Regions from separate parts of the Homo sapiens genome. Here region 1 is linked to region 2. Evidence: chromatin loops called from intact Hi-C (ENCODE). Cell type or tissue: Caco-2. All regions are shown on one strand. Links, peaks and the distances in the headings refer to the core of each region. The heading gives the core; the rest is flanking DNA.

Region 1 (15,234 bases), core at 3,157-11,156, 56 kb before region 2:
AAGACTGCAGAGAAGTCTCATGTATCCTCCATCTAGTTTCCCCCAGTGGTTACATCTTATAAACGGTAGTACGGTGCCAACACCAGGAAATTGGCAGTCCTACAATGAGTGCGTGTAGAGTTCTATATCATTTTGTCACATGTGTAGATTCATGTAACCACCACCACAATCAAGATACAGAGCTGTGCCATTACCACAGAGATCTTCCCCAACTTATCCACTTCTAGTTAGCCACACTCTCTCTCCTCTTCACCATCGCAACCCCTGGCAGCCACTTACCTATTCTTTGTCTTTATAATTTTTTGTCATTTTTGAGAATGTTATATAAATGGAAGCCTACAGTGTATGACCTTTTGAGATTGGCTTTTTACTTTTTATTTGTTTACTTTTAAGACAGGGTCTGGCTCTGTCACCCAGGCTGGGGTACAGTGGCATGCTCTTGGCTCACCGCAACCTTTGCTTCCAGGGCTCAAGCGATCCTCCCACCACCTCAGCCTCCCGAGTAGCTAGGACCACAGGCTCAAGTCACCACTAATTTTTTTGTATTTTTTGTAGAGACGGGGTCTTGTCGTGTTGCCCATGGCTGGTCTTCAACTCCTGAGCTCAAAGCGATCCGCCCACGTCCGCCTCCCAAAGTGTTGGGATTATAGGCATGAGCCACTGCGCCCAGCCGGGTGGCTTTTTTCTCTTCAATATGCCCTTGAGGTCCATCCAAATTGCGGCATGCGTCCACAGTTCATTCCTTCCCATTGCCAGGAGTTTTCCTCATATTATATTATAAGCAATAATATATTATTTTCATTTAAATCACTCTAAAGTAAGTAAAAAATGGAGCTATAAAGACAATGTTTTACTGAAAAAGCTACTCATGGCTTTATGCTGCTCAGGTACTGACTTGTCTGATCCTTAAAACAGGCCTGCGGCCGGGCACAGTGGCTCACGCCTGTAACCCAGCACTTTGGCAGGCCGAGGTGGGCGGATCACCTGCTGTCAGGAGTTTGAGACTAGCCTGCCCAACATGGCGAAACCCCGTCTCTACTAAAAATACAAAAAAATTAGCCAGGCGTGGTGGCATGAACCTATAATCCCAGCTACTCGGGAGGGTGAAGCAGGAGAGTCGCTTGAACCCAGGAGGCGGAGGTTGCAGTGAGCCGAGATCACACCACTGCACTCCAGCCTGGGGACAAGAGCGAAACTCCGTCTAAAGAAAAAAAAAAAAAAAAAGGCCGGGCGCGGTGGCTCACGCCTGTAACCCAGCACTTTGGCAGGCCGAGGCGGACGGACCACCACGAGGTCAGGAGATCGAAACCATCCTGGCTAACACGGTGAAACCCCGTCTCTACTAAAATAATACAAAAAAATTAGCCGGGCGTGGTGGCGGGCGCCTGTAAGTCCCAGCTACTCAGGAGGCCGAGGCAGGAGAATGGCGTGAACCTGGGAGGCGGAGCTTGCAGTGAGCCGAGATCGCGCCACTGCGCTCCAGTCTGGGCGACACAGCAAGTCTCCGTCTCAAACAAAACAAAACAAAACAAAACAAAAAAACCCCAGCAAGTCTTCGAATAGAATAGCAGACATTGCAGAACCATGGCGAGTGGAAACAAGATGAAATATGTCAACCTTTAGGGTATTACCTGTGTTCTTAAATAAAATAGGGCAGATTCAGTGTTTATAAATAGTGGGGGGGTGAGGGGGCGGGTGTGGTGGCTCATGCTTGTATCCCAGCATTTGGGAGGCTGAGGCTGGCGGATCACTTGATGCTAGGAGTTTGAGACCAGCCAGGCAACATGGTGAAACCCCATCTCTACTAAAAATACAAATATTAGCCAGGCGTGGTGGCGCATGCCTGTAGCCCCAGTTACTCGAGAGGCTGAGGCAGGAGAATCATTTGAACCCAGAAAATGGTGGCTGCAGTGAGCTGAAATCGTACCACTGCACTCTAGTCTGGGCGACAGAGCAAGACTCCATACATTTTTGTAGTTTCTTATGTATTTATTTATTTGAGACGGGGTGTTGCTCCGTCGCCCAGGGTGCAGTGCAATGGTACAGTCATGGTTCACTGCAGCCTCCGTCTCCCAAGCTCAAGTGATCTGCCCGCCTCACCCTCCTGAGTAACTGAGAACTCAGGTGTACAGCATCAAACCAGGCTATTATTATTATTATTATTATTATTATTATTATTATTATTATTGAGCCAGAGTCTCTCTCTGTCGACCAGGCTAGAGTGCAGTTGTGTGATCTTGGTTCACTGCAACCTTTGCCTCCCGGGTTCAAGCAACTCTCCTGCCTTAGCCTCCCAAGTAGCTGGGATTGCAGGCACATGCCAACACGCCCGGCTAATTTTTTGTATTTTTAGTAGAAACAGGGTTTCATCATGTTAGCCAGGCTGGTCTCGAACTCCTGACCTCAGATGATCCGCCTGCCTCGGCCTCCCAAAGTGCTGGGATTACAGGCATGAGTCACTGCGCCCGGCCCACTAAGCATGATCTTAAGCCTTAATGTTGTAGCACATATCAGAAGTTTACTTTTTAAATTTTTTATTATTTATTTATTTATTTATTGAGACGGAGTCTTTTGCTTTTGTCACCCAGGCTGGAGTGCAATGGCACAATCTTGGCTCACTGCAACCTCCACCTCCCAGGTTCAAGCCATTCTCCTGCCTCAGCCTCCCAAGTAGCTGGGATTATAGGCGGGTGCCACCAGGCCCAGCTAATTTTTTTTGTATTTTTAGTAGAGATGGGGTTTCACCATGTTGGTCAGGCCGGTGTTGAACTCCTGACCTCTAGTGATCCACCTGCCTCGGCCTCCCAAAGTGCTGGGATTACAGGCGTGAGCTGGCCTATTTATTTTTTTGAGATGGAGTCTTGCTCTGTCGCCCAGGCTGGAGTGCAGTGGCACAATCTCGGCTCACTGCAACTTCCGCCTCCCGGGTTCAAGCAATTCTCCGGCCTCAGCATCCTGAGTAGCTGGTACGACAGGTGCGTGCCACCACATCCAGCTAATTTTTGTATTTTTAGTAGAGACGGGGGTCTACCATGTTGGCCAGGCTGGTCTCCAACTCCTGACTTCAAGTGACCCGCCCGCGTTGGCCTCCCAAAATGATGGGATTACAGCTGTAAGCTATAGCGCCCGGGGTGTTTTTTATTTCATTTTATTTGTTTTATTTTATTTTTTGTAGAGATGAAGTCTTGTTATGTTGCTGAGGCTGATCTTAAACTTCTGGTCTCATGTGATCCTCCTGCCTCAGCCTCCCAAAGTGCTGGGATTACAGGCATAAGCCCCTGCATCCAGCCTGTTCATTTCTTTTCTTTCTTATTTTATTTTATTATTATTTTTTTTTGAGACGGAGTCTCGCTCTGTCGCCCAGGCTGGAGTGCAGTGGCCCAATCTTGGCTCACTGCAAGCTCCGCCTCCCGGGTTCACGCCATTCTCCTGCCTCAGCCTCTGGAGTAGCTGGGACTACAGGCGCCCGCCACCGCACCCGGCTAATTTTTGTATTTTTAGTAGAGACAGGGTTTCACCGTGTTGGCCAGGATGGTCTCGATCTCCTGAGCTTGTGATCCGCCTGCCTCTGCCTCCCAAAGTGCTGGGATTACAGGTGTGAGCCACCCCGCCTGGCCTGTTCATTTCTTTTAAAAACTGGATATGGCCAGGCGCGGTGGCTCATGCCTGTAATCCCAGCACTTTGGGAGGCCGAGGAGGACAGATCACGAGGTCAGGAGACGGAGACCATCCTGGCCAACATGGTGAAACCCCGTCTCTACTAAAAATACAAAAATCAGCCGGGCGTGGTGGCGTGTGCCTGTAATCCCAGCTACTCGGGAGGCTGAGGCAGGAGAATGGCTTGAACCAGGGAGTCGGAGGATGCAGTGAGCCGAGATTGCCCTGCTGTACTCCAGCCTGGCAACAGAGCGAGACTCCGTGTCAAACAAAAACAAAAACAAAACAAAAACTGGATACTATTCCACTGCATGGACGTACAACATCTTGTTTATCCGTTCATCCCTTGATGGAATTTGGGTTGCTTCCATATTTTAGGTATTGCGTGTAGTGTTGCTATGAACATGGCTGCACAAATATCTGTTTGCTTTCCTGTTTTCAATTTTTTTTTTTTTTTTTACCTAGGAGTGGGATTGTTGGATCATATGATAATGCTATGCTTAACTTTTTGAGGCACTGCCAGAATTCCAAAAAGGAGAAGAAGGAAGCAAATAAAAAGAAACCATAACAAACCTCACATTCTGGCTTAGAATAGATATGTGCACCAATTATATTTTTCCCCTCTCCTACCAAGCCTTCCATCTGTAATTCTGCTAGTTAATATTCAGAGAGAGAGACTTAGGAAAATATAGTTTGGAGTTTTCTTTGAAGGCAAGTCTTCCCTTTAGAAGTCCTGATAAAATAAAATTTCTCTATAACTTTTTGTATTTTTATTTTATTTAATTAATTTATTTATTTTTGAGACGGAGTTTCACTCTTGTTGCCCAGGCTGGTGTGCAGTGGTGCAATCTCAGCTCACCGCAACCTCCGCCTCCCAGGTTCAAGCATTTCTCCTGCCTCAGCCTCCGGAGTAACTGGGATTACAGGCATGCGCCACCATACTTGGCTAATTTTTTGTATTTTTAGTAGAGACAGGGTTTCTCCATGTTGGTCAGGCTGGTCTCGAACTCCCGACCACAGGTGATTCACCCGCCTCGGCCTCCCAAAGTGCTGGAATTACAGGCGTGAGCCACTGCGCCCGGCCTTTGATTTTCTTCTTATTATTATTTTGAGACAAAGTCTCGCTCTGTTGCCCAGGTTGGAGTGTAGTGTCATGATCCCAGCTCACTGCAACCTCCTCCTTCTGGGTTCAAGCGATTCTCCTGCCTCAGCCACCCGAGTAGCTGGGATTACAGGCGCCCGCCACCACACCCAGCTAATTTTTGTATTTTTAGTAGAGACAGGGTTTCACCATGTTGGCCAGGCTGGTCTTGAACTCCTGACCTCAAGTGATCCACCCACCTTGGCCTCCCAAAGTGCTTGGATTATAAGCGTGAGCCACCATGCCTGGCCAAACTTTCGTATTTTTAAATCATGCTTGACACTGAAGCCAAAATAAGTTCCTTTTCTGGGTGTATTTTTATTGTAATGTCCAAGGATACACATGAATAACTGCACATAATTGTAGGCTAGACCAATATTAGGCAAGCTGCATTCATACATCTCTTTCCTCAAGGCTGTGTTTGCTTGAATTTTCAAATTCTTGGTCACAATGAGTAAGTCAATTTTCCTCATGCGACTTCACCTTACAAGCAGGTAAGTTCTTAACTATATGCAACATTTGATTTCACCACATGTATGACTTTTCTAAGATTGTAACTCAGGCACCAAGGCATCATCAATTGAGGATAAAATTCTTTTGGAAACTCAAAATATTTCAGGAATCTTAAATATTCTACTTACAGATGGGATAAAATGTGTTCTCTGTCCATGGAACCAGAACATGTGGTGAGCACAATTCCCTGAAAAATAAAAATAAAAAACCCACCCTGTCTCTACATTCTGTGCATTTTGCTGTCTGTATGTTCTTGAATTGAAAGATCCTCTCTACCAGTTCTGAGAAGCAATTTGTTATTTTCCTCTAAACCCCTCGGTTGTGGCGAGACTTTCCTCCCAGCTGAATCGGTCTGCTGCAAGAATGTACTTGCGTGATACTTAATCCCTTAGTGGGAGCCCAGATAGAGTTTCTTGCCAGAACTAGAGATTGCCCCTTTTACAAATTCCCCTTTCTAAGCAAGCTATGATAACCCACATTTGGGGCCTGCAACATCCTTTCAGTGCATTTTTAAACAAGAGAAAAGGGCTCCATCTTGTATCATAAATTACAGTAACATCCTTTCTAACCACAGAGGTGCAGTTCACATGAGCAGAAACAGTCTATTTCAGGATCTCATGGGTAAGCTGTATACCCATGAACAACTGTATAAAGTAACTGTTTATAACTCCTAGACCAGTGGCACTCTGGTTAACTGGTTCTAGTGGGTGGAGGCAGAGGAGTCTTGGTTGTGTTTGTCAGTTTCCACGGTGTAAATATTCCCACCATGTCTAATTTTAGACTGCAGTCTGTGAGGATAGAGTTGAAAAGACATGTGCAAAATCAGCTTTCCAGAGCCAGTACAAAGAGTTCTGATGCACCACATTCTCAAACCTTCCTTTGACTTGAGACCCAGAACCGAAATCTCTTGAAACAGCAGCATCCTATTCTTTCTTGGACAAAGTTAACAAAAATGAGGTTTTGTTACAACCATGATATCTTGTCTCCATCACAAAACCCCAGAGGCCTTGCTAATTCTTTCCAAGTAACAGAATTTACCTAAATTGTGCCAAAGTTAATATTAAACCTCAATCACTGTTCTGACCCAGGGCATAAACATCCTGAGAAATCAAATGCTTTTTTGTATTAAATACATGTGTACGCACACACACAAGCTCACACACACATGCGCACACATACACACACAAACACAAGCACACACATATATACAAGCACACACACACACAAACACATACACACAAGCACACACATATATACAAGCGCACACATACACATGCACACAGGCTCAAACACACACATGCACATACACGTACACATGCATTCACACATTTACATACACATATACACAGGCACACAATACACACCTGCACACATACACACACATATACACACACAAAGCATCTCATTAGTGACTCCCTGCTGTGAAAGGAATTTTATTTAAAAATAATTGTCACATGTACTTTAGGACTTGTAATTATTTTAACAAAATGTTCTTGTCATGTTGATGACATTCTAATGACATGTTATTGGTATTTTTGTTCTCCAAATGCGAATGTTTCCCAGGAAACTGACCAGTGGGAAGGAAGGTGGGTGGGGAAGTGAAAGTGTGTCAGAAACTGCAAGTTAGAGTTCTGCTTAACTCAGTTTAAGTTCTAGGGTGACTAACATTTTCTAGGGAGGAAGAGCGTTCTGGTTTCTTAGGAGTAACTGCAAACCCCTTCTCTGGGATCCTCTGAGCTTCCTCTGCATCCTGAGCAAATGCTTGTGACACAGAGTTGGTGCTTTTGATTTCTTTATCTGATTATCCTATTAGATCAGGCTCTTCATCAAGTAGCTGGCTTCTTTATCTCTTTAACACTCTCCAGTGTCCAGAAAAGTACCTGAATTTGTGTGTGGAACAAGTGACATGACTTATTTTCAAAATGAAAATGATACCATTGAGATTTCAAGATTCAAATGAGCTCATATTTTTTATGAATTCATCCTATGCAATTCAGCCCCTTTTAAGGTCTCTACCGTGGCAGCCAACTCTGTTGAAAGTAGCATGGGAGAGAGTGGTTTTTGCAGATGGCTCAAGCAAATGACAAGGGGGTGATGTGTGGGTTAAAGGCAGCAGGTTAATAGTGTGGGCAGAGAGAGGAATGTGGAACGGAATCACAGCTTTGTTGTGGCACTGAATCGCTGTGAGCATTGGTTTGCTCAGCTGTAAACTAGGCTCACATCTAAAGCCTAAAGACGTTGTAAAGATTAAATGAGATAATACGCATGGAAGGCTTAACAGGCTGACTGGTCCAGGGTCATTTTCACTCAACAAATGTAGTTCCTGTCCCTGCCTTCCTCCCTCCACCAACTACCTCTTTTTTTTCAGTTAAGTGTGTTTTTAAAAATTGTGGTAAAATATACGAGACAAAAATCTACCAGTCTGACCATCCTCCCCTCCCCTCCCCTCCCCTCCCCTCCCCTGTCTTCTTTTCTTTCTTTTTTTTAACAGGGTTTCACTTTGTTGCCCAGGCTAAAGTGCAGTGGCATAGTGACAGCTCACTGCAGCTTTGACCTCCCCAGGCTCAAGCCATCCTCCCATCCTAGCCTCCAGAGTAGCTGGCACTACAGGCATGTACCACCATGCCCAGCTAATTTTTCTATTTTTTTTTTTTTTTTGTAGAGATGGGGTCTTGCTATGTTGCTCAGGCTGATCTCTCAAACTCCTGGGCTCAAGCAATCCTCCCACCTCAGCCTCCCAAAATGTTGGGATTACAGGCATGAGCTACCATGCATGGCCTCATTGTAACCATTTTTCAAGGCATGGTTCAGTGACAGTAAGTACATTCACCTCATTGTGCACCCACCACCACCATCCATCTCCAGAACTTTTTCATTATTCCAAACTGAAATGCCATCCCTGTTAAACACTAACTCCCCGGCCAGGCATGGTGGCTCAGGCCTGTAATCCCAGCACTTTGGGAGGCCGAGGTGGATGGATCACAAGGTCAGGAGTTTGAGACCAGCCTGGCCAATGTGGTGAAACCCCGTCTCTACAAAAAATACACAAATTAGCCAGGCGTGGTGGCGTGCACCTATAGTCCCAGCTACTTGGGAGGCTGAGGCAGGAGAATTGCTTGGACCCAGTAGGCGGAGGTTGCAGTGAGCTGAGATCGCGCCACTGCACTCCAGCCTGGCTGACAGAGCAAGACTCTGTCTCAAGAAAAACAAAACAAAACAAAAAAAACACACTAACTCCCATCCGCCCCTTTCCCACCTCCTGGCAACCTCCACTCTACTTTCCGTCTCTATACATTTCACTATTCTAGGTATCTCATATAAGTGGAACCATACAATATTCATATTTGTCCTTTTGTGTCTCGCCTCATGCACTTAGCATAATGTCCTCAAAATTCATCCATGTTGAGGCATATATCAGTATTCCCCTTTTTTTTTTTTTTTTTGAGACCGGCTCTCACTCTGTTGCCCAGGCTGGAGTGCAGTGACACAATCACAGATCACTGCAGCCTCGACCTCCCGAGCTCAGGGCTCAGGCAATCCTCCCACCTCAGCCTCCCAAGTAGCTGGGACCACAGATGCACACTGCTACATCTGGCTAATATTTCCTATTATTTTTGTAGAAGGGGATCTCCCTGTGTTGCCCAGGCTGGTCTTGAACTCCTGAGCGCGAGTGATCCTTCTTGGCCTCCCAAAGTGATGGGATTATAGGCGTGCCACCACACCCAGCCCAGAATTCTATTTTTTAAGGTGGAATAATATTCCATTGCATGTATATATTACATTGTGTTAATCTGTTCATCTGATGATGTACATTTGAGTTATTTCCACATTTTCACTATTGTGAATAATGCTGTGGTGAGTCCTGGTGTACCAATATCTGTTTGAGCCACCTCCTTTTTCAAAAGTGTGTTTGACAGTCTTGGACTCCATTCTTTTTTTTTTTTTGAGATGGAGTCTCGCCCTGTCGCCCAGGCTGGAGTGCAGTGGCGTGATCTCGGCTCACTGCAACCTCTGCCTCCCGGGTTCATGCCATTCTCCTGCCTCAATCTCCTGAGTAGCTGGGACTACAGGCGCCTGCCACCACGCCCGGCTAACTTTTTATATTTTTAGCAGAGATGGGGTTTCACCGTGTTAGCCAGGATGGTCTCGATCTCCTGACCTTGTGATCCGCCTGCCTCGGCCTCCCAAAGTGCTGGGATTACAGGCGCGAGCCACTGCACCCGGCCTTGGACTCCATTCTTACCTAAGACATTGATGGTATGTGTTCCAGAACAGCCTCCAATCTCCCTCCTTAGGATTCCTTGAGTCCAGGAGTTCGAGACCAACCTGACCAACATAGCGAGACCCTGTTTCTACAAAAAATAAAAAATTAGCCAGGCCAGGCACGGTGGCTCACGCCTGTAATCCCAGCACTTTGGGAGGCCGAGGTGGGTGGATCACCCAAGGTCAGGAGTTCGAGATCAGCCTGGCCAACATGGTGAAACCCCATCTCTACTAAAAATACAAAAATTAGCCAGGTGTGGTGGCATGCGCCTGTAATCTCAGATACTCAGCAGGCTGAGGCAGGAGAATTGCTCGAACCCTGGAGGTGGAGGCTGCAGTGAGCCGAGATTGTGCCACTGCACTCCAGCCTGTATGACAGAGTGCGACTTCTTCTCAAAAAAACAAAAATAAATAAAATACATAAAATGAGCCGGGCATGGTGATGCATGCATATAGTCCCAGCTACTCGGGAGGACTGAGGTGAGAGGAGGATTGCTTGAGCTCAGGAGGTCGAGGCTGCAGTGAGCTATGATTATGCCACTATAATCCAGCCTGGGTGACAGAATGAAATCCTGTCTCCAAAAAAAAAAAGAAAAGAAAAATCCAGAAAACCCCAACCCACCCTTTTCCAAGAGGGCTTCCCTGTTTCCCTTACCTAAAATGGCCCCCCTCTGTTATTCTCTAGCCCTTGATTCAGCTTCAGTTTTCTCATGAGAATTACCAGCATCTTATGGTAACGGATTGCAACGGGGTAGACCCCATCTAAATAACAGAAAATATTAGCCTGGTGTAGCAGTGTGTGCCTGTGGTCCCAGCTACTTGGGAGGCTGAGGTGGGAGGACTACCTGAGCCCTGAGCCCAGGAGGTCGAGGCTGCAGTGACCTCTGATTGTGTCACTACATTCCAGCCTGGGCAACAGAGCAAATTATAAATATTGATTTGTTTATTAACTGTCTCCATGGACTACTCTGTCAGATCAAGGAGGAAGGGCAGGAACTTAGCTGTAGCTGTATTCCAGTGACTAAAACAGTGCCTGGTATACAGTAGGTGCTCAACAAAAACATATTTAATGACTGTGCAGCATCTGGTTGCCTTACCTCTGCTTGTCTGCTACCCACTCAACCTGAACCACTGCTGGGGACACACACAGCCTAGTGCAGAAACATGTCTCTAGGTCTGGGAAGGAACTCATAAGCAGCCCTTTACCAGAGTCTGCTGACAAACACCAGTGTGAGGGCGTCTGCAGCCAGTGTGGCGAGCCACATCCTCGAGTTGTTTGGGATTCTGGAACAATCCAGGTGGTGAATGCTGATTCTGGCCTTGCCCTTCCCGGGGCTTGGTCTGACACATGACCCTGATCCCTAAGGTTCAGGGTGAGCTCTGGCTCACACGTGCCAACAGAGGTGAGTAAGGCTCGGAGAGGACAGTGCATGACACACGACAACCATGTTTTAAAACAAACCAGTTTCACTCACTTGCTCCTCATTGTTTTATGTAAAAACATTGCCTCATGGCGTCCACTGGTTCCACAGCCCGCCTGCTTCATTCCTGATACATGCGTTTGAAGAACTTGAAGTTTTCCTCCCTCCTTCCCTTCCTTCCTTCTTCCCTCCCTACTTCCCTCCCTCCTTCCTTCCCTCCCTTCCTTCCTTCCTTCCCTCCCTCCCTCTCTCCCTGTTTTCAGGAGCATCACAATGACCCTCAACTGAGTGTTATGTCCAAACAGGCTGCAGCTGGCCAAGCTGCCTCCTTCAGGCATTTAGCAAAACAGAAAGCCCCGGGAGCAGGCTGGAAATGGAAAGCGGGCCCCAGGGTACTTTACTTAACCCTTCAGGCACTTTGAGGTTAAAAGCGCCAACATGAATGCCCTTCGCCAACTCAAAATTGTATCATTTGGCAGCATTCCCACTAGTTCGTGCAGGTAAGAAATGAATGGTCTGCTTGCTTGGCAGCGAGCTGCGTGAACTTGGGCAGGTCACTTAACTCCTGTGAGCCCTGGTGTCTTCATTTTTAAAACAAAGCAGCTGAATCACTAACAACCACAACAAACTGACAAAGTATCTTGAGCGTGGATGTAACATCCATCAGCTTGAATTCCACTGAACTCACTCTGGAAAGGGGTTTTGCGGGAGAACTCAGGTGTCCTGTGGTGTCTCAGTTTTCCTCTGATGTCCTCAGATTGGTGATTGCAAAATCCACCAGAGTTGCTGGAAACCAGGCGTCTGTGACGCGGAGGTGAGGAAAGAAGAGGGCAGGTTACCGTAAAGCAGTGGCCGATTCCAAGGCTGGTCAACATGCTGAAACCCCGTCTCTACTAAAATACAAAAATTAGCCAGGCGTGGAGGCCTGGTTTGGCAGTGTCTGGAGACATGTTGGTTTTCCCAATGTGGGGAGGATCACCATGGGTCATCTAGCGGGTGAAGGTGCTGAGATGCTGCACAATAGACAACGCACAAAGCAATCCCCACAAAGAATTACCCAGCTCCAAATGTGCACGTGCTTGAGAGACTCTGCCTTTCTGGGGGCTGGGGTGAGCCAGGCTGCGAATGCTCCCTTTCTCTCACTAGCCGGCACCCACGATGGGACTTTAGCTTAGGGACCAGATCCTGGGCCAGGATTTTGATTTTTATTTTATTTATTTATTTATTTTTGAGATGGAGTTTCGCTCTTGTTGCTCAGGCTGGAGTGCAATGGCGCAGTCTCGGCTCGCTGCAACCTCCGCCTCAGGGGTTCAAGCAATTCTCCTGCCTCAGCCTCCGGAGTAGCCACCACCATGCCTGGGGCAGGATTCTGCACCAATTCTTCCCCAAACCCAGGTCCCCTCCTTCCTGCAGCCCCTTCCCCTCCCAGGGAGCCTGCCTGTCAACCCCAGTGAGTCCCTCGGGTCTAGTTGTGTTTGCTGGACTTCATTCATGCACTCAACAAACACTGAGCACCCCTCTGCACCTGATCCTGCCATCGGCAGCAGGGGACAATGATGACCATGACAGGGGACCATTGCCCTTGCTTGCTATAACCTTCCCCAAATGGGATAAAGAGGAATCCCCCGCACCAGGTGGACCAGGGCTGTGGGTGGACAAGGGCTCCTGCGCAGAACCATCAAATTCTTCCTTTCAACCCCAGCCCAAGGTGGGTCCTGGTGCTTCCCATAGTACCAAGTGTGCCTGGCAGAGGTGGAGAAAACTCCCAGGGGTCGGGGAGACACTGGGACCCCTGAAACGCCCCTCCCCTCTGCCTTGTGCGGAGTGGTCCCCAGTCACCTGGCTTGTACTAAAGACCCAGCACCTCCAACTACTGTGGAATGCGACAGGTCAGGTGAGAATGACGAAAGCTGAGCAGCGGAGCTGGGGGAGGGGATTGCACCACAGACCCCTCAACTCCCACACCCGCCCTCGGCCTTTCTTCCGCACAAGCTCCTCTTGTCCGCTGTGCTCTTCTCCTCGCCCTCCTTCTCTTCTTCCACAGGTGTCCCAGAGGCGCTGGCTCCACTTCCCTCCTTCACGTTTTTCCCTCTTAACTCTCTTCCCTGGTCTCTATCTCCAGAGATCTGAATTTCCTTATTTTCTTTCTTTTTTTTTTCTGGGACAGTCTCTGTCGCCCAGATTGGAGTGTAGTGGCGCAATCTGCAACCATCGCCTCCCCGGTTCAAGCGATTCTCCTGCCTCAGCCTCCTGAGTAGCACGGATTACGGGCACGCGTCTCCACACCCAGCTAATTTTTGTATTTTAGTAGAGACGGGGTTTCACCATGTTGGCCCGGCTGGTCTTGAACTTCTGACTTGAGGTGATCCACCCGCCTCGGCCTCCCAAAGTCCGAGGCGGGTGGATCACCTGAGCCACATCGCCTGGCCTCTGAATTTCTTTCTTGCCTTAGGCAGAGCAGCTTAGAGGCCAGTTTCTCTAGGGGTCGCCTGAAGCCATCTTTGCTTCCCACTCTGCAGACCTCCCAGCTGCCCAGGCTGCCTGTTCTTCCTTCAAAATCTATTTCCTATTGGTTTCCTCCTCCCATTACCCTGATCCCACCTGGTGCTGGCAAAAACTTCCTTGGCCAACTTCCAGCACCAGCCTAAGGATGCCATGGTCCTCTTCCTGGAAGCCCAGCCATTCATTCTGCAGCAGTGCATTCTAAGGGTGCTGGCTCTGGAGGCAGACGAACTAAACAGCGTCCCGACTGCACCGTTGCCTAGCTGTGTGACCTGGGACAAGTGACTTAACTTCACTGTGCCTCAGTTTCTTCATCTGTAAAATGGGTACCATGATCATCCCTGCCTCTTAGGGTTGTTTTGAAGGTTAAACAAATGAGTGAATATATAAAATGCTCAGAACAGTGTCTGGCACATAAGAAGTGCTTGATAATGTTGACAATTCCTTTTATTATTATTTTTGTAATCTTCAAGATTAAGAGTCTACTTCTTGTTGGTCGGGTGTGCTGGCTCATGCTCATAATCCCAGCACTTTGGGAGGCCGAGGCGGGAGGATCACTTGAGGCCAGGAGTTTGAGACCAGCCTGGCCAACATGGGGAAACCCCGTCTCTACTAAAAATACAAAAATTAGCGGGGGCGTGGTGGCGTGCACCTGCAATCCCAGCTACTCAGGAGGCTGAGGCAGAGAATCACTTGAACCCAGGAGGCAGAGGTTGCAGTGAGCCGAGATCATGCCACTGTACTCCAGCCTGGGTGACAGAGTGAGACTCCATCTCAAAAAAAAAAAAAAAAAAAGAGTTTACTTGTTTCCTTTCCCATAAAGTATTAAACGCTCCATTGCTGCTACCGAAGCTCTCTACGCATGTCTGCTTCTCCTCACCTATGCAAATCTAGATCTATCATAGGTAGGTCTATCATACAGATCTTCCTCTCATCTAATCCTGAGCTCCTGCTAGACAAGGAGTATGTGGAAGGTTTTCAGGAAACACAGCCCCTTCTCTTGAGGGAGTTTATGGTGTGAAACAAAATTCAGGAAAACTGATCACCCAGGTAGATCCCAGTCTGGCCCCAAGACATTTTGTTTGGCCTTCATGGCCAAGGTCGGCTCCAGGATATGCAACCTGGGCAGCTGCACAGGGCCCTGATCTCAGAAGGCCCCATGCTTGGTTTAATGCTTCAATACTGATGTCTTAAAACCCTTCACAAATTTGAACCAGGGGCACCAGAGTTTCCATTTACGGTGGGCCCTACACGTAATAAAGCTCTTCATAAGTCTGGCTTGCACCATTAATTATTCTTTTTTTTTTTTTTTTTTTGAGATGGAGTCTCACTCTATCGCCCAAGCTGGAGTGCAGTGGTGCGATGTCAGCTCACTGCAACCTCTGCTGCCTGGGTTCAAGCGATTCTCCTGCCTCAGCCTCCCGAGTAGCTGGGATTACAGGCACCTGCCACCATGCCCAGCTAAGTTTTGTATTTTTTAGTAGAGATGGGGTTTCACCATGTTGGCCAGGCTGGTCTTGAATTCCTGACCTCGTGATCCACCTGCCTCAGCCTCCCAAAGTGCTGGGATTACAGGCGTGAGCCACCGCGACTGGCCTAATTATTCTTTTTTAAAAATTATTTAATTACACTTAAAAAGTAGGATGCTGGGGATGATGGCTCATGCCTGTAATCCCAGCACTTTGGGAGACCGAGTCGGGTGGATTACTTGAGGTCAGGAGTTCGAGACCATCCTGG
Region 2 (15,234 bases), core at 2,822-10,821:
TCAAAGTGCGTTTCAAACTTAAATAAACCCAGGCTCAGCAATGAAAGGATTCAGGTTATTACATTCTGATTGTCCAGGGAGCAGGCAGTGCGGCTGGCTCCCCGGGAGAATGCTGGATCGTTCATTCAGCGAGTGCGCATGCCTAGAAGACGATCTGCCAGCTGCACAGACACGCTGCCACTTGCTGTGCGTTCATCTCCGTCAGCGCATAGAGACCGGGAGCCACCTCCTGACTGAGGCACCAGACTCTCTCCGACCTTTCAAGATGACCTGCTAAAATACCATCTTGAGGATTTTCTACTGAGATTCCATAGAACCTTTCTATTTCAGTTCCCCCAGGCTCTACTGGGAGTATTATGATCATCCTTGATGAAAGGAAGGGCAGCATTTTAATTCCTTCCTTCCTTCAACAAAACATGATTGGGCACCTACTGCATGCCAGGAACTGTGCTCCACAGTGCCTGTCTCAGGGCAATCCCTTTCTAGTAGGGGAGCTCATCAAATACTAATACGTAGAAAAATTAACTGATTTGTAAACCAATGCAGGATAGAATAGAATAGTTGATGTATTTATTTAATTACAGTTAACAAAATAATAGTATTTATTAATACATGGCAACTCTTATGTAGTACTTATTACATGCTGGGTGGTGTCCTCAGCAGTTAATATATTAATTCATTTTATGCTTTCCTATTTTGCAAATGAGGGAACTAGGAAACCAAAAGGTTAAGAGCATATATATATATACTTTTTTTTTTAGACGAAGTCTCACTCTGTCACTCAGGCTGGAGTACAGTGGTGTGACCTCAGCTCACTGCAACCTCCGCCTCCAAGGTTCAAGTGATTCTCCTGCCTCAACCTCCTGAGTAGCTGGGATTACAGGTGCCTGCCACCATTCCTGGCTAATTTTTGTATTTTTAGTAGAGATGGGGTTTCACCATCTTGGCCAGGCTGGTCTTGAACTCCTGACCTCAAGTGATCTGCCTGCCTCGGCCTCCAGAAGTACTGGGATTACAGGCATGAGCCACCATGCCTGGCCAGGTTAAGTATATTTTAAAAGTCCCACAGCTGGTGAAGTGCCCGGTGAATATGAAGGTCAGCCATTCGGATTTGAGAGTCCCCCTGGTAACCACACAGCACTTCTGTGCATGCTCTTTACCGATCTCCCATAAAAGGTGGACGAGACAATGCAGAGAACTGACAGATTCCACAAAGGAACAAAAGGTGGGTAGTGATGTGGATCGGGACTGCTGGACTGGTAGGGACCACTTTATTGGGGCTGCCTGAGCAGAGACCCTAAGGATGAGAAGCGACCAGCAATCTGGGAAATGGCCCTTTCCACAGAGAGAACAGCAAATGCAGGAACCCCAGGCAGGGAAGAGCCTGGCACATTTCAGGGACAGAGAGAAGACTGCGTGACCAGGGCAAGCTGTGCCATGGAGACCGAGGGTCAGAAACGTAGGAGGGATATCCAATATGACTTCAATTCAAATTCCATTCAAAAAAGAAAATTCCTCACCATCTGCTCAGGGTTTTGCAGGGGGCTTGAAGTGGCTGGCATTTGTCATAGAGCTCAAGAATATGTAGAAATCGTTTGTTTTGTTTTGTTTTGTTTTTTGAGATGGAGTCTCATTCTGTCGCCCAGGCTGGAGCGCAATGGTGCAATCTCGGCTCACTGCAAGCTCCGCCTCCCGGGGTCACGCCATTCTCCTGCCTCAGCCTCCCGAGTAGCTGGGACTGCAGTCGCCCGCCACCACGCCCGGCTAATTTTTTTGTGTTTTTAGTAGAGACGAGGTTTCACCATGTTGGCCAGGATGGCCTTGATCTCTTGACTTTGTAATTCACCCGTCTCGGCCTCCCAAAGTGCTGGGATTACAGGCGTGAGCCACTGCAACTGGCCGGTTTTTTTTTTTTTTTTTTTTTTGAGACGGAGTCTCGCTGTCGCACAGGCTGGAGGGCAGTGGCGCGATCTCGGCTCACGGCAGGTTCCGCCCCCCGGGGTTCACGCCTTTCTCCTGCCTCAGCCTCCCGAGTAGCTGGGACTACAGGCGCTCGCCACCTCGCCCGGCTAATTTTTTGTATTTTTAATAGAAACGGGGTTTCACCGTGTTAGCCAGGATGGTCTCGATCTCCTACCTCGTGATCCACCCGCCTCGGCCTCCCAAAATGCTGGGATTACAGGCATGAGCCACCGCTCCCGGCCAACTGGCCATTTTTTGTTGTTGTTGTATTTCAGCAGAGTCACAGTTTTTTTTTTTTTTTTTTTTTTTAGTAGAGACAGGGTCTCACCATGTTGCCCAGGGTGGTCTCGAACTCCTGAACTCAGGCAATCTGCCCTCCTCAGCCTCCCAAAGTGCTAGGATTACAGGAGTGAGCCACCGTGCCCGGCCAAGAATATGTAGAAATCTTGAACATCATTCCGTGTCATTTGAAAGCCTTTAAGCATTTCAGAATCTTTGCTTCCTTAGTAAGTGTCCAAACATAATTGAGTATCTCTGTAATGATTGGTGGTCTGACCAGAGCAACAGCTCTGGGTCCAATGACGCAGGTTGAGTTCCGTGAACTTGCAGCAGTTTGAGCTGCACTTATGTGAACCTCAAGACTTCCCCAAAGTGGAGTTTCTTTGGTTGTGGTTTAAAAATAAATTTTAAATATTAGGTTATTTTCTTGTGATTTACATTATTTCTAAAAATGGGGCACAAGGCCAAAAATAAGAAAGAGAAGAAGGTAGGCTTTGTATAACCTGTTTCCAGTGAATCGAGATTTCACTGTCATTTGTATTTGCCTCCACAGAGGAGACTCTTGGAGGAACCATGGATTTGGCAGGTAAATAAAAGGGTCGAGTTGAGGGAAAATATTCATAGCCCAGTCAAATATTTTGCAACAAAAATGAATGCAATGGCACCACTTGGAATTGATACATTCGCTTCATAGTCTGAGCAGAACAATCGTAGCACATTGGCAAACCTGATAGTTAAGGCATATTGGACTCCAATTGCTCACTGTTAGGGGCAAGGGAAGCCCATTTGATTGCTTTTTTTTTTTTTTTTTTTTTAGGTGGAGTCTCACTCTGTTGCCCAGGCTGGAGTGCAGTGGCGTGATCTTGGCTCACTGCAACCTCTGCCGCCTGGGTTCAAGCAATTCTCCTGCCTCAGCCTCCCGAGTAGCTGGGATTACAGGCTCCTGCCACTGTGCCCAGCTAATTTTTGTATTTTTAGTAGAGACGGGGTTTCACCATCTTGGCCAGGCTGGTTTTGAACTCCTGACCTTGTGATCCACCTGCCTCGTCCTCCCAAAGTGCTAGGATTACAGGCGTGAGCCACTGTGCCGGGCCTTGATTGCTTTTTAAAGGCAAACACTCAGAGCTTTTCACAGAATATTAATGAAGAGGAGAAATGAAGAGTTCAGGCACCCTGGGTTAGAATCCCCAAATTCCTAATTCCTTGAAGTGTGATATTAATGTCCCTGAGCCTCAACTTCCTCATCTGTAAAATGTGCATAAAAACAGTACCTACTGGCTGGGCATGGTGGCTCACGGCTGTAATCCCAGTACTTTGGGAGGTCGAGGCGGGTGGATCATCTGAGGTCAGGAGTTCAAGACTAGCCTGGCCAAGATGGTGAAACCCCGTCTCTACTAAAAATACAAAAATTAGCTGGGCATAGTAGCAGGCGCCTGTAATCCTACTCAGGAGGCTGAGGCAGAGAATCACTTGAACCTGGGAGTCAGAAGTTTGCAGTGAGCTGAGATCATGCCACTGCACTCCAGCCTGGATGACAGAGTGAGACTGTCTCAAAAAAAAAAAAAAAAAAAAAAAAAAGTACCTACTTTGCAGGGCTGTCTTGAGGATAATGATTACATTGATGTAAAGAAGTTAGTTCAGGGCCTGGTGTGAGTAAAGCCTCAGTTAACACTTCTATTTGCTTCTGTTCCCATCATATCCTTCCCAGCCCTTAGTCTGTGACCCCAGTGCTACTATACTATGGCACATCATTGGGTGGCCTCAGAAGGCAGTAGGATGAATATCACTAGGCCCATAGTGTGGCAGAGAAGGAAGACATCACACTGTGCCCTTACAGAGAAGTTGCTTCTTTTTTGTTTTTGAGATGCAGTCTTGCTCTGTTGCCCAGGCTAGAGTGTAGTAGCGCGATCTTGGCTCACTGCAACCTCCGCCTCCCGGGTTCAAGCAATTCTCCTGCCTCAGCCTCTGGAGTAGCTGGGATCCACCACGCCCAGCTAATTTTTGTATTTTTAGTAGAGACAGGGTTTCACCATATTGGCCAGGCTGGTCTCGAACTCCTGACTTTGTGATCTGCCTACCTCGGCCTCCCAAAGTGCTGGGATTACAGGCGTGAGCCACCGCACCCGGCCGAGAACCTTCTCCTTACAAGGAGCTTTTGCTCTATGGCAGGGTTTCTATTATATTCAAATTCTGGGAGAGGCCATCCTTTGTTGAGGGGCCATCCTGTGCACTGTAGGATGTTAAACAGCTTCTCTGGCCTCTGCTCATTACATACTAGTAACACGTACCCCATGTTCCAGGAGGCGACAGAAAAACATGCCTTTGACCTTTGCCCAGTGTTTCTCTCAAGGCAAACTCACCCCTGGGTGAGAATCTCTGGTTTATAGACATGTGCCTGAATGGGAAAATGGGTCAAATGTTAGTGCCCACCTTTGTCCTTTTTTTTTTTTTTTCCCTGACAGGGTCTCACTCTGTTGTCCAGGGTGGAGTGCAGTGGTGCAATCATAACTCCCTGCAGTCTCGAACTCCTGGCCTCAAGTGATCCCCCCTCCTCAGCCTCCTGAGTAGCCGGGACTACATGCACCACCAAGCGTGTCTAATTTTATTTTATTTTTTTGAGACGGAGTCTTGCTCTGTTGCCAGGCTAGAGTGCAGTGGCGTGATCTCGGCTCACCGCAACCTCCGCCTCCTGGGTTCAAGCAATTCCCCTGCCTCAGCCTTCCGAGTAGCAAGGACTACAGGCATGTAGTCCAGGCACGCTAATTTTTTGTATTTTAGTAGAGAGGGGGTTTCATCATGTTGGCCAGGATGGTCTTGATCTCCTGACCTTGTGATCTGCCCGCTTTGGCCTCCCAAAGTGCTGGGATTACAGGTGTGAGACACCGCACCCTGCCCCATGCGTGGCTAATTTTAAAGAATTTTTTGAAGAGACGGGATCTTGCTCTGGCTGGCCTCTAATTCCTGATCTCAAGTGAGTCTCCCGTCTTGGCCTCCCAAAGTGCTGAGATTACAGGGGTGAGCCACCATGCCCTGCCTCAAACTCTTCAAAAATATATGCTTGGTCAACCTTTGAGATTCTTTTAGAGTGTTCAGGATTGGAGAAGAGATATGCATCTTTACTGATGGGAAAACTTTATTTGTTTATTTATTTATTTATTTATTTTTGAGACAGAGTCTCACTCTGTCTGCCCTGGCTGGAGTGCAGTGGCGCGATCTCGGCTCATTGCAACCTCCTCCTCCAGGGTTCAAGTGATTCTCTTGCCTCAGCCTACCGAGTAGTTGGGACTACAGGAGTGTGTCACCACGCCCAGCTAATTTTAGTAGAGACAGGGTTTCACCATGATGGCCAGGCTGGTCTTGAACTCCTGACCTCAAATGATCCTCCCGCCTTGGCCTCCCAAAGTGCTGGGATTACAGGCATGAGCCACTGTGCCTGGCTATTTTTTTTTGAATATTGAACTTGATTCTCATAAAGTATTGCTACCTTCATGATGCTGTAGGAGCTGGCTCTTTCTTGAGGGTAAGCCACAATCTCATCCACCACAGGTTAGCTACATTGGCTGCTTTCTGATTCTCAAACACAAGCCCTTGTCTACCTCAAGACCTTGGCACTTACTGTCCCTGTGTCTGGAATGTCACCTCTGCAGACTACCTGTTACTGCCTGACCTCCTTGAATTTCTGTACCTACATGATTTTTTCAGGAAGGACCTCCTCTACCCCCTCTCCACCCCTAGTTATTCTCTTTTTCACGATCTGGTTTTATTCTTCATAGCACTCACCCAAACCCAATTTATTGTTATTTTTTAGATTGTATATTGCCTACCTGCCCCTAAAAACATAACCTTCTTGTCAAACATGTTCATCTGTGTATCCGCAGTGCCCTAGCCCAATATCTTGCCTACAATCGGTGCCAAATAAGTAGTCTCTGAATTTGCTGTTGACTTGGTGAATTTATAAACAGGTAATCAACATTTGGTTGCAGTCATCTTTGATTTGTAGGCAACTGAATTTTATTTCCAATTGCCAAAAGTTGTCTTTATTTGGGATGACAGCACCAAAACCTTTGCTGTCTTGTGCACCATGAATATGAAGCCGAGATGTCAGGTGATACCAGATAAAGAATACGTCATGGCAGCTCTTTAAACATGTAAACATATTAAACATTCAGGGCATCAGCCCCTGGCTCGTGGAGAATTCCATCCTTTAGCACATGACAAGTTGGGGTTTACAGTCAAAGTCCACTTAGCAAATGTTTGTTCTACAACGTGCTTTCCTTTTGTTTCCTGTAAGTATGGCTTCATGCCCTGCCAGGATCTGAGGTCATAGAAACACGAGGAGACGATTAACATATCAATGGAGGGGTCTCTTTGGAATCCAGAATTTGGAATGATATTTGCATCTTGAGCTCAGAAGCCGTGCAGGCGAGCCTGCTTATTGATTGCCTTTAATTTCCCCTTAAAACAGTGTCTTTTTCTGAAGAAAAGATTAATAGAGGAGGGCTCAGTTTGTCGCGTGATTTATGCTCAAGTCCTGCCTCCTTTGCATTCAGAAGCGCATTGCAAGCTCGTCCCCACCCCTGAGATGTTTGGATTCAGTTTCTCAAGAAAAATAGCTGCTGGTCACCAAAGCTTACAGCTTAATTGAATTTGTCTTTGTCCACTTAATCTTCATGCTTACAAAAAGTGGGGGTGGGAGGATTTATACAGAAGAGATGTACCTAAAATATACACGCGATCATTAGGAGGGTGGGCTGAAGAAAGAGATATAAAATGAAAATGAGGGTGCCACTTAGTCTATGCTGCACTTCTCTTTGCTTAAGGCATTGATAAATACACTAGTATCTCCCCAGTATAAACATGAGAACCTAAGAAGTAAATTGTATTGTACCAACTCTGAGCTGTTCCATCATTTTTGTTTTGGCTAAAAATTTGTTTTTTTTCTTTGAGGGAAGAAAAAGACACAAAAGGAAAGTGAAGATTTCTGTGTTACATAAAGTTTGGGACCTCTTTCTATAAATAAATAGCTGGCTATATTCTGTGTCACTAATAATCATAACACTAATAGTAGCAATCAATTTATCAAGCACTTTTTTTTTTAGCCATTGCACTAAATGCTTTATAATTTTTTTTTTTTTTTTTTTGAGACGGAGTCTTGCTCTGTCGTCCAGGCTGGAGTGCAGTAGCGGGATCTCGGCTCACTGCGAGCTCTGCCTCTCGGGTTCATGCTGTTCTCCTGCCTCAGCCTCCCGAGTAGCTGGGACTACAGGCGCCCTCCACCACGCCCAGCTAATTTTTTATACGGGGTTTCACTGTGTTAGCCAGGATGGTCTCAATCTCTTGACCTCGTGATCCGCCCGCCTCGGCCTCCCAAAGTGCTGGGATTACAGGCGTGAGCCACCGCGCCCGGACTTTTTTTTTTTGAGACAGAGTTTTCGCTCTTGTCACCCAGGCTAGAGTGCAATGGCACGATCTCGGTTCACTGCAACCTCCACCTCCTGGGTTCAAGCAATTCTCCTGCCTCAGCCTCCCAAGTAGCTGGGATTACAGGCACCCACCACCATGCCTGGCTAATTTTTGTATTTTTAGTAGAGATGAGGTTTCACCACGTTGGCCAAGCTGGTCTCAAACTCCTGACCTCAGGTGATCTGCCTGCCTCGGCTTCCCAAAGTGCTGGGATTACAGGCTTGAGCCACTGCACCCGGCCAGGGCTTTATAATCTTTATCTTATTTAAACTTGACTCCAACTTTTTTTTTTTTTTTTTGAGACCGAGTCTCGCTCAGTCGCCCAGGCTGGAATGCAGTGGTGGGATGTCAGCTCACTACAACCTCCGCCTCCTGGGTTCAAGCAATTCCTTGCCTCGGCCTCCCGAGTAGCTGAGATTACAGGCGCCCACCACCACACCCAGTTAATTTTTGTATTTTTTTTTTTTTTTTTTTTTTAGTAGAGACAGGGTCTCACCATGTTGGCCAGGCTGGTCTCAAACTCCTGACTTCAGATGATCCTCCCACCTCAGCCTCCCAAAGTGCTGGAATTACAGGCATGAACCAGCATGCCTGGCTTTTTTTTTTTTTTTTCTTGAGAGACAGGGTCTCATTCTGTTGCCCAGGCTGGAGTGCAGTGGTGCAATCTTGGCTAACTGCACCCTCCACTTCCCAGCTCAAGTGATTCTCCTGCATCAGCCTCCCGAGCAGCTGGGATTACAGGTTCTCACCACCATACCCAGCTAATTTTTGTATTTTTAGCAGAGACAGGTTTCACCATGTTGGCCAGGCTGGTCTCGAACTCTGATCTCAAGTGATCTGCCCGTCTTGGCCTCCCAAAGTGCTGGGATTACAGGTGTGAGCCACCATGCCCGGTTGACTCCAGAATTCTGAAAGAGGCCCTATTATGTTATTCCCATACACACAAGGCTTAGAGAAGTAAAGGAAGCTGCCGAAGTTTGTCCCGTGGCAGACCCAGATTTTGAAGCTGGGCGTATTAGACTTGAAAATCGAAGACTGCAGTCCTACCAAGAGAAGGACGTTCATTTGGATTTGCTTCTGTCTACATTTATTTCTCCAGCATGGTGGATGGAGGAGGCATGAACTTCCCAGTTACTCAGCCTTGAGCTTCTTGTCTTAAGTCTGCCTCCAAGACTTAACCAGCGGGCCGTATCATCTACCATGGCCAAGTAAGATTACTGCAGACTGTGCTCTTCAAATCTGTAGCCTTTTGTTATTCTACACGGTCACTTTTAGTCTGACTTAAGATGCTTGAGTGACACAAGGAGCAGAGAGGGAAGCTAGGTCGGTAAGAATCTAAGTGTGACCCCGATGCACCATAAGATCCCCCCTCGTGCCAACCAACAAGATTAACATCCAAGGTACTAATAAATGGAACGGCACCCCCCAAGGTGTAACTCCTTGAGAAGTTAACAATTATATTTTTATCCTAAGTAAACCCAATGATGCTGGGCGAGGTGGCTCATGCCTGTAATCCCAGCACTTTGGGAGGCTGAGGCGGGCAGATCACGAGGTCAGGAGTTCGAGACCAGCCTGGCCAACATAGTGAAACCTCGTCTCTACTAAAAATACAACAAATTAGCCGGGCGTGGTGGTGGGCACCTGTAATCCCAGCTACTCAGGAGGCTGAGGCAGGAGAGTTGCTTGAACCCGGGAGGTGGAGGTTGCAGTCAGCCGAGATTGCGCCATTGCACTCCAGCCCAGGCGAGAGTGTGAGACTCCATCTCAAAAAAATAAATGAATAAATAAATAAATAAAATAAAATAAACCCAATGGTGCTGAAGGTTGGAAGCTGAGTGTGTGGGAAGTAACCATTTGAGTGTTTCCGAGTTTCTTTCTTTGATGGCGGACATAGCGATGGACTGAATGTTTGTTTTCCCTCCAAATTCATCTGTTGAAATCTTAATCCCTAATGTGTTGGTATTTGAAGGTGGGGATCTTTGGGAGGTGGTGAGGTCATGAGAGTGGAGCCCTCATGCGTGGGATTAGTGCCCTTATAAAGGCAATCCCAGGGAACTTTCCCTTTCTGCCACGTTGGCAGTCTGCAGCCTGGAAGCCGGCTGTCACCAGAGCCTGATGGTAGTACCCAGAGGTCAGTGGGAGTCAGAGATCAGGATACCAGATGCTGACATTCTGTTCTCTGACTTCCAGCTTCTAGAACTGGGAGAAATCAATGTCTGTTGCTCTAAGCTACCCAGTCTATGGTATTTTGTTACGGTAGCCCAAAGGGACTAAGACAGACATGTAGAATGATTTTGGCCTAGTGATCAAAATTGTGCTAGGATTAAGTTTCTGGAAGAAAGAAATTTTGAAAGAAAAAAGTGAAAGTGCTTGCTTTCTAGTTTGGAACCATGATTTCGGATTCCCTGGTCCTATGGCTCTTTGCACTTCCCCTACACCTTTCCAATGATTGCTTCATTTACTCAAACCAAAACCAAAACCAAAACCAAAACAAGCCCCAAGTCCCCCAAACCTGTTAAAAGATACCAGTGGAGCATTGGCTATGTGCAAACTCTGTGACAGACACCGGGAATGAGACACCAAGGCAGATAAAAGTCTTACAATCTAATCAAATGGAAGCACACACCAAAGAAATACTTTCACAACTAATCATTTAATTACCATGCTTTCCCCACAAAACATTTTATTACTATAATTGATATTTTTCTTACCATTTTTGGCAACATTAATCAAATAATAAATTTCATCTGGAAGAACAAGCCAGCAAAATAGACAAGGAAATTCACAAAGGTAATAACAAAATAGTAATCTTGACATATTCAATATATTTGTAAGCAAAGCAAAGTGACATTGCCTTAAAATATAGAGAGGTATCAACAGAAAAACAGAGAAAACTCCTGAAAGAGTTCAACTCATTATATAAATTTTAATTTGGTTGCAGTTAATCACCATTTTCAATTTGCTGTGAAGAGAAATATACATGGGATGCAATGAGACTATGTCTGAGTTGCATCCAAACTTCTAACCTACCCCGTCTACTTGTGATTTCTTTTCCATTTGCCTCACTGTAGTGTATTGGCTAAACATGTAGACAGGTAGATCTGACTACAGGGTTTCATATCTGGTTTTGGCCCTTCGTGGATGTGTAACCTTAGCTAAGTTACTGAACCTACCTGAGCCCTAGGTCCCTCAGCTGTCGAGTGAAAATAATAGAAGTACCTACTCCTAGGCTTATCATGAAAATCAGATGAGATGATCTGAGTGAAAGCACTTAGCCTTGGAATGGAGCACACAGCAGGTGCTCAATTAAGGCTAGTTGTTATTATTAGTCTCTGAAAGTGATCTCTACATTGTTCTCTCCCCCATGCCGGGAGGCACTGAATTAACTTACTCAAGATGCGACAAGGAACATAGTTTGGAGACTGACTTAGCACTGACCTGCCCCTGTCAGAGCCTGGACATTGTTCAATAGCTGTGCATTTTGGGGCAAGCCACACACCCCCCTGGGAGACCCCATTGCCCTCATCTACAAAAGGAAGATGATAAATCCCTTTGACAATTAGAGTTAATAAGTAGAAAACACTTAGCTCAGGAAATGTCCGCTGCTGTTATTATTTTTTTTTAAATTTGTATTTTTTTGTAATTTTATCGGAGCCTCTTTTCATTATACAGCTGCTGTTATTATTACATTAATATTATTTTTAGGCTCTGTAAAAAACATAATAATGCCTTACTATGTCTTTTAATCCCACAGGTTTAGTGGTGTTTATGCCTCAATTTGAAAGTGGAATTTCAAAGTCCACTGAAAGTCTTTCTCTGAAGAGTGAATTGTCTTTATCCCTTAGCGTCTCTCCTGAAAGCTCTTATTTGGTGAGTAAATTTACAAGACGGGTGCTAGATAAGGGATTCATGTGGAGTTTGTCCTTAAAACACTTCTTTAATCTCTGCAGTTGCTGTGGAATTTGTGTCATTTTTGCTTGGGTGATCAGATTACATTTCATAAACAATATCCCCTATGTTTAAAAATCTTTAAACAGCCACTTGGAAGTAGCTTGACGTGGACTACAGTTAATGCCTTGTTTAATGTGGCTCCTCCGTGGTAGACAGGGCTGACAATCAACTGCATATGCCCGCATCAGACTCCTAAGTAGATTTCTATATTTTACAGAATTTTTTTCTTATTTGAACTAGTTTTTTGGTTTTCTAATATCTCATATAGGATAATTTTGGTACAACGATGGTTCTTGTAAGCTTCCAAAAATTGGAATCATTTTTATTGCTCTTTTGCCCTTGTTAAATCTTGGTTTTCTTCATCCAGAACTTTCTTTTGAGACAGGGTCTCACTCTGCTGCCCACGCTAGAGTGCAGTGCTGCAGTCTCGGCTCACTGCAGCCTCAACCTCCCAGTCTCAAGCCATCCTCCCACCTCAACCTCCTGAGTAGTTGGGACTACAGATGTGTGCCACCAAACCAGGATTCTAGAGAGATACACACACACACACACACACACACACACACACACACACATATATACATATATATACACACACACATATATATACACACATATATATATACACACACACATATATACACACACACATATATATATATATACACACACACACACACATATTCTTTTGAGACAGAGTCTTTCTCTGTTGCTCAGGCTGAAGTGCAGTGGTGCAATCTCGGCTTGCTGCAACTTCCATCCCCCAGGTTCAAGCAATTCTCCTGCCTCAGCCTCCCAAGTAGCCGGGATTACAGGCGTGCACCACCATGCCCGGCTAATTTTTCTGTTTTTAATAGAGACAAGGTTTCACCATGTTGGCCAGTCTGGTCTCAAACTCCTGACCTCAAGTGATCCACCCGCCTGGGCCTCTCAAAGTGATGGGATTACAGGTGTGAGCCATCGTGTCCGGCTGTATTTTTTAAAATAGAGATGAGGTTTCACCATGTTGGTCAGGCTGGTCTCAAACTCTTCGGCTCAAGTGGTCTGCCCGCCTTGGCCTCCCAAAGTGCTGGGTTTACAGGTTTGAGCCACTGTGCCCAGCCAGAACTTTCAAACATCAAAATTGCCAGCTCACTCTGACCCTTCCCCACCTTAATCACCCTGGGAATGACTGGGGAGAACTGGATATTTTATTTTCTTAACATGGTAAAACCCCATCTCTACTAAAAATACAAAAATTAGCTGGGCATGGTAGCGCACGTGCATCTGCCTCTGTTCACTGCAACTTGGTCTGGCCTCAGGGTTTTTTGCCCTTGCTTTTCCCTGGGCCTCTACAGTTCTGCCCCCAGAGCTTTGCCTGGCTCTTTTTTTTTTTTTTTTTTTTTTTTTTTTGAGACAGAATCTTGCTCTGTTGCCAGGCTGGAGTGCAGTGGCGGGATCTCAGCTCACTGCAACCTCTGTCTCCTGGGTTCAAGTGATTCTCATGCCTCAACCTCCCGAGTAGCTGGGACTACAGGTTCGCACCACCACACCCATCTAATTTTTGTATTTTTAGTAGAGATGGGGTTTCACCATGTTGGCCAGGATGGTGTTAATCTCCTGACCTCGTGATCTACCTGCCTCGACCTCCCAAAGTGTTGGGATTACAGGTATGAGCCACCGCGCCTGGCCTGCCTGGCTCTTTTCTAACTGTTCCTGTTCAGCAAAAATGTCACTTCCTCCAGGAGCCTTCCCTGATGTCCCCTGCCCTGCTTCAGTGGCTTCGCAGCACTGAGCAGTATCTGGAATTGTCTTTTCTATTTAATTCTAGCATTGTTTTTCCCCTCCCCTTCTAGAACAGGGTAGAATAGGAGCTGTCACTCTCAACACTATTGACAGTTGGGACCAGGTAACTTTTTGTTCCAGGGGCCGTTCTGTGCCTGACAGGGTCTGTATGTAGTGTGTCCCCGGCCTTCACTCACTGGATGCCACCAGCAGCTTCTCCTTGCCCCCCGCCAGCTGGACAATAAAAAATGTCTCCAGATATTACCAAATGTCTTCTGGGGCAAGGGGGCAAAATTGCACTGATCTAGAATTTAAGGTCTTTTTTTTTTAAGAGACGGAGTCTCGCTCTGTTGCCCAGGCTGGAGTGCAGTGGCACAATCTCGGCTCACTGCAACCTCTGCCTCCTGGGTTGAAGTGATTCTTCTGCCTCAGCCTCCTGAGTAACTGGGATTACAGGCACGCACCACCACGTCTGGGTAATTTTTGGAATTTTTAATAGAGACAGGATTTCACCATGTTGGCCAGGCTGGTCTCGAACTCCTGACCTCAGGTGATCCACCCGCCTCAGCCTCCCAAAGTGCTGGAATTACAGGTGTGAGCTACTGTGCTCGGCAATATCTGTCTAATTTTAGCTCCTGTTTTCTTAACCACTCTGCCATAGCACTTCTGTTAAAGCTATTCGGCAACAAATAAATCTTTTTTAGCATTAAAAATACAAAAAATCATGCTAAAAGATGCCCAGGGCTTCTGTTATTATGACCTATGCTTCCTTCTTGTGTCTTTAAAAACATTCAATTGTTACTGTTTATATTTTCTCTATTTTAAAATTTTAAACCATCCCCGCACAGCTTGCCTGGAAACTGTTGACACTGAAACATATAGGTTAAATTCATACAAGCTGGCCTATTATAGTCTTCCTGCAAAGTGCACAGTGAATTGCAAATGTTTGCATTTCCCATTAACAAGAAAATTAGTGTCTCTAGAAACAGTAGTCTTCTCTGGACCAGCATTAAATGCCTGTTTTGTTCTTTTCAAGTTGCTCGAGTTCATAATGGGGCTTTGGTCCTCATATCTTTTTTTTTTTTTTTTTTTGATACGGAGTCCTGCTCTGTTGCCCAGGCTGGAGTGTGCAATGGCGTGATCTCAGCACACTGCAGCCTCCGCCTCCAGGCTTCAAGTGATTCTCCTGCCTTAGCCTCCCGAGTAGCTGGGACTGCAGGCGACTGCCACCACGCCCGGCTAATTTTTTTGTATTTTTAGTAGAGACGGGGTTTTGCCATGTTGGCCAGGCTGGTCTCTAACTCCTGACCTCAGGTGATCTGCCCGCCTCAGCCTCCCAAAGTCCTGGGATGACAGGCGTGAGCCTCAGCGCTCAGCCTGGTCCTGGTATCTTTCACTTACTCTTCACAATTGTGTGTGACTTCTTTTCTGGTTGCAGGATTGGTTACAACCTCCTCCATTAAGCCTGAATTAATCTTTACTCTCTGATTCCTGGACCATATCCTTGAATGCTTGCATCCTAACATCCAGTAAGACACCTCCGTACTGCCTTTTTCATCCTGGCAAATCACAAACTGATACTTCCAGCACTTTGGGAACAAACTTCTGCTACAGGACACAAATGCATGGCTGCTAGGAAGCTCTTGGTGCCTGAAAACATATGCCAGGACTCAGAGCACAGGTGTGTGTGTGCGTGTGCATGTGTTGGATTGTTATAAATTTATTAATTTATTTTGGGGAGTTTTTGGAAAAGGTAGCAAAACAGCCTCACAGGGAATCACTACTGTTCAGGGAAGTATTAAATAGAAAATGATT

Evidence for each region. Peaks named below come from ENCODE experiments on the same cell type or tissue, not always from the same donor. Only the 100,000 strongest peaks of a DNase experiment are listed, where the experiment ranks them.
Region 1: it touches region 2 in a loop (4-fold over the local background); 9 of 110 quality-filtered maps call a loop at or near these places.

What each region holds. Positions count from the first base shown.
Region 1 is chr20:53,700,969-53,716,202 of GRCh38, forward strand. No RefSeq gene overlaps it. Among named protein-coding and RNA genes, the nearest start is that of ZNF217, 110 kb to the left of the region's middle. RefSeq lists enhancers at 7,035-7,084, 10,345-11,246, 11,247-12,147, 12,148-13,049 and a silencer at 14,568-14,768. In Caco-2, for the core only: no CTCF peak of the experiment used is centred there; DNase peaks (open chromatin) are centred at 7,483 and 10,467.
Region 2 is chr20:53,757,558-53,772,791 of GRCh38, forward strand. No RefSeq gene overlaps it. Among named protein-coding and RNA genes, the nearest start is that of BCAS1-AS1, 150 kb to the right of the region's middle. RefSeq lists enhancers at 5,224-5,890, 10,092-10,261, 10,584-11,180. In Caco-2, for the core only: a CTCF peak has its summit at 6,709; DNase peaks (open chromatin) are centred at 6,454 and 9,774; H3K4me3 peaks cover 603 bases.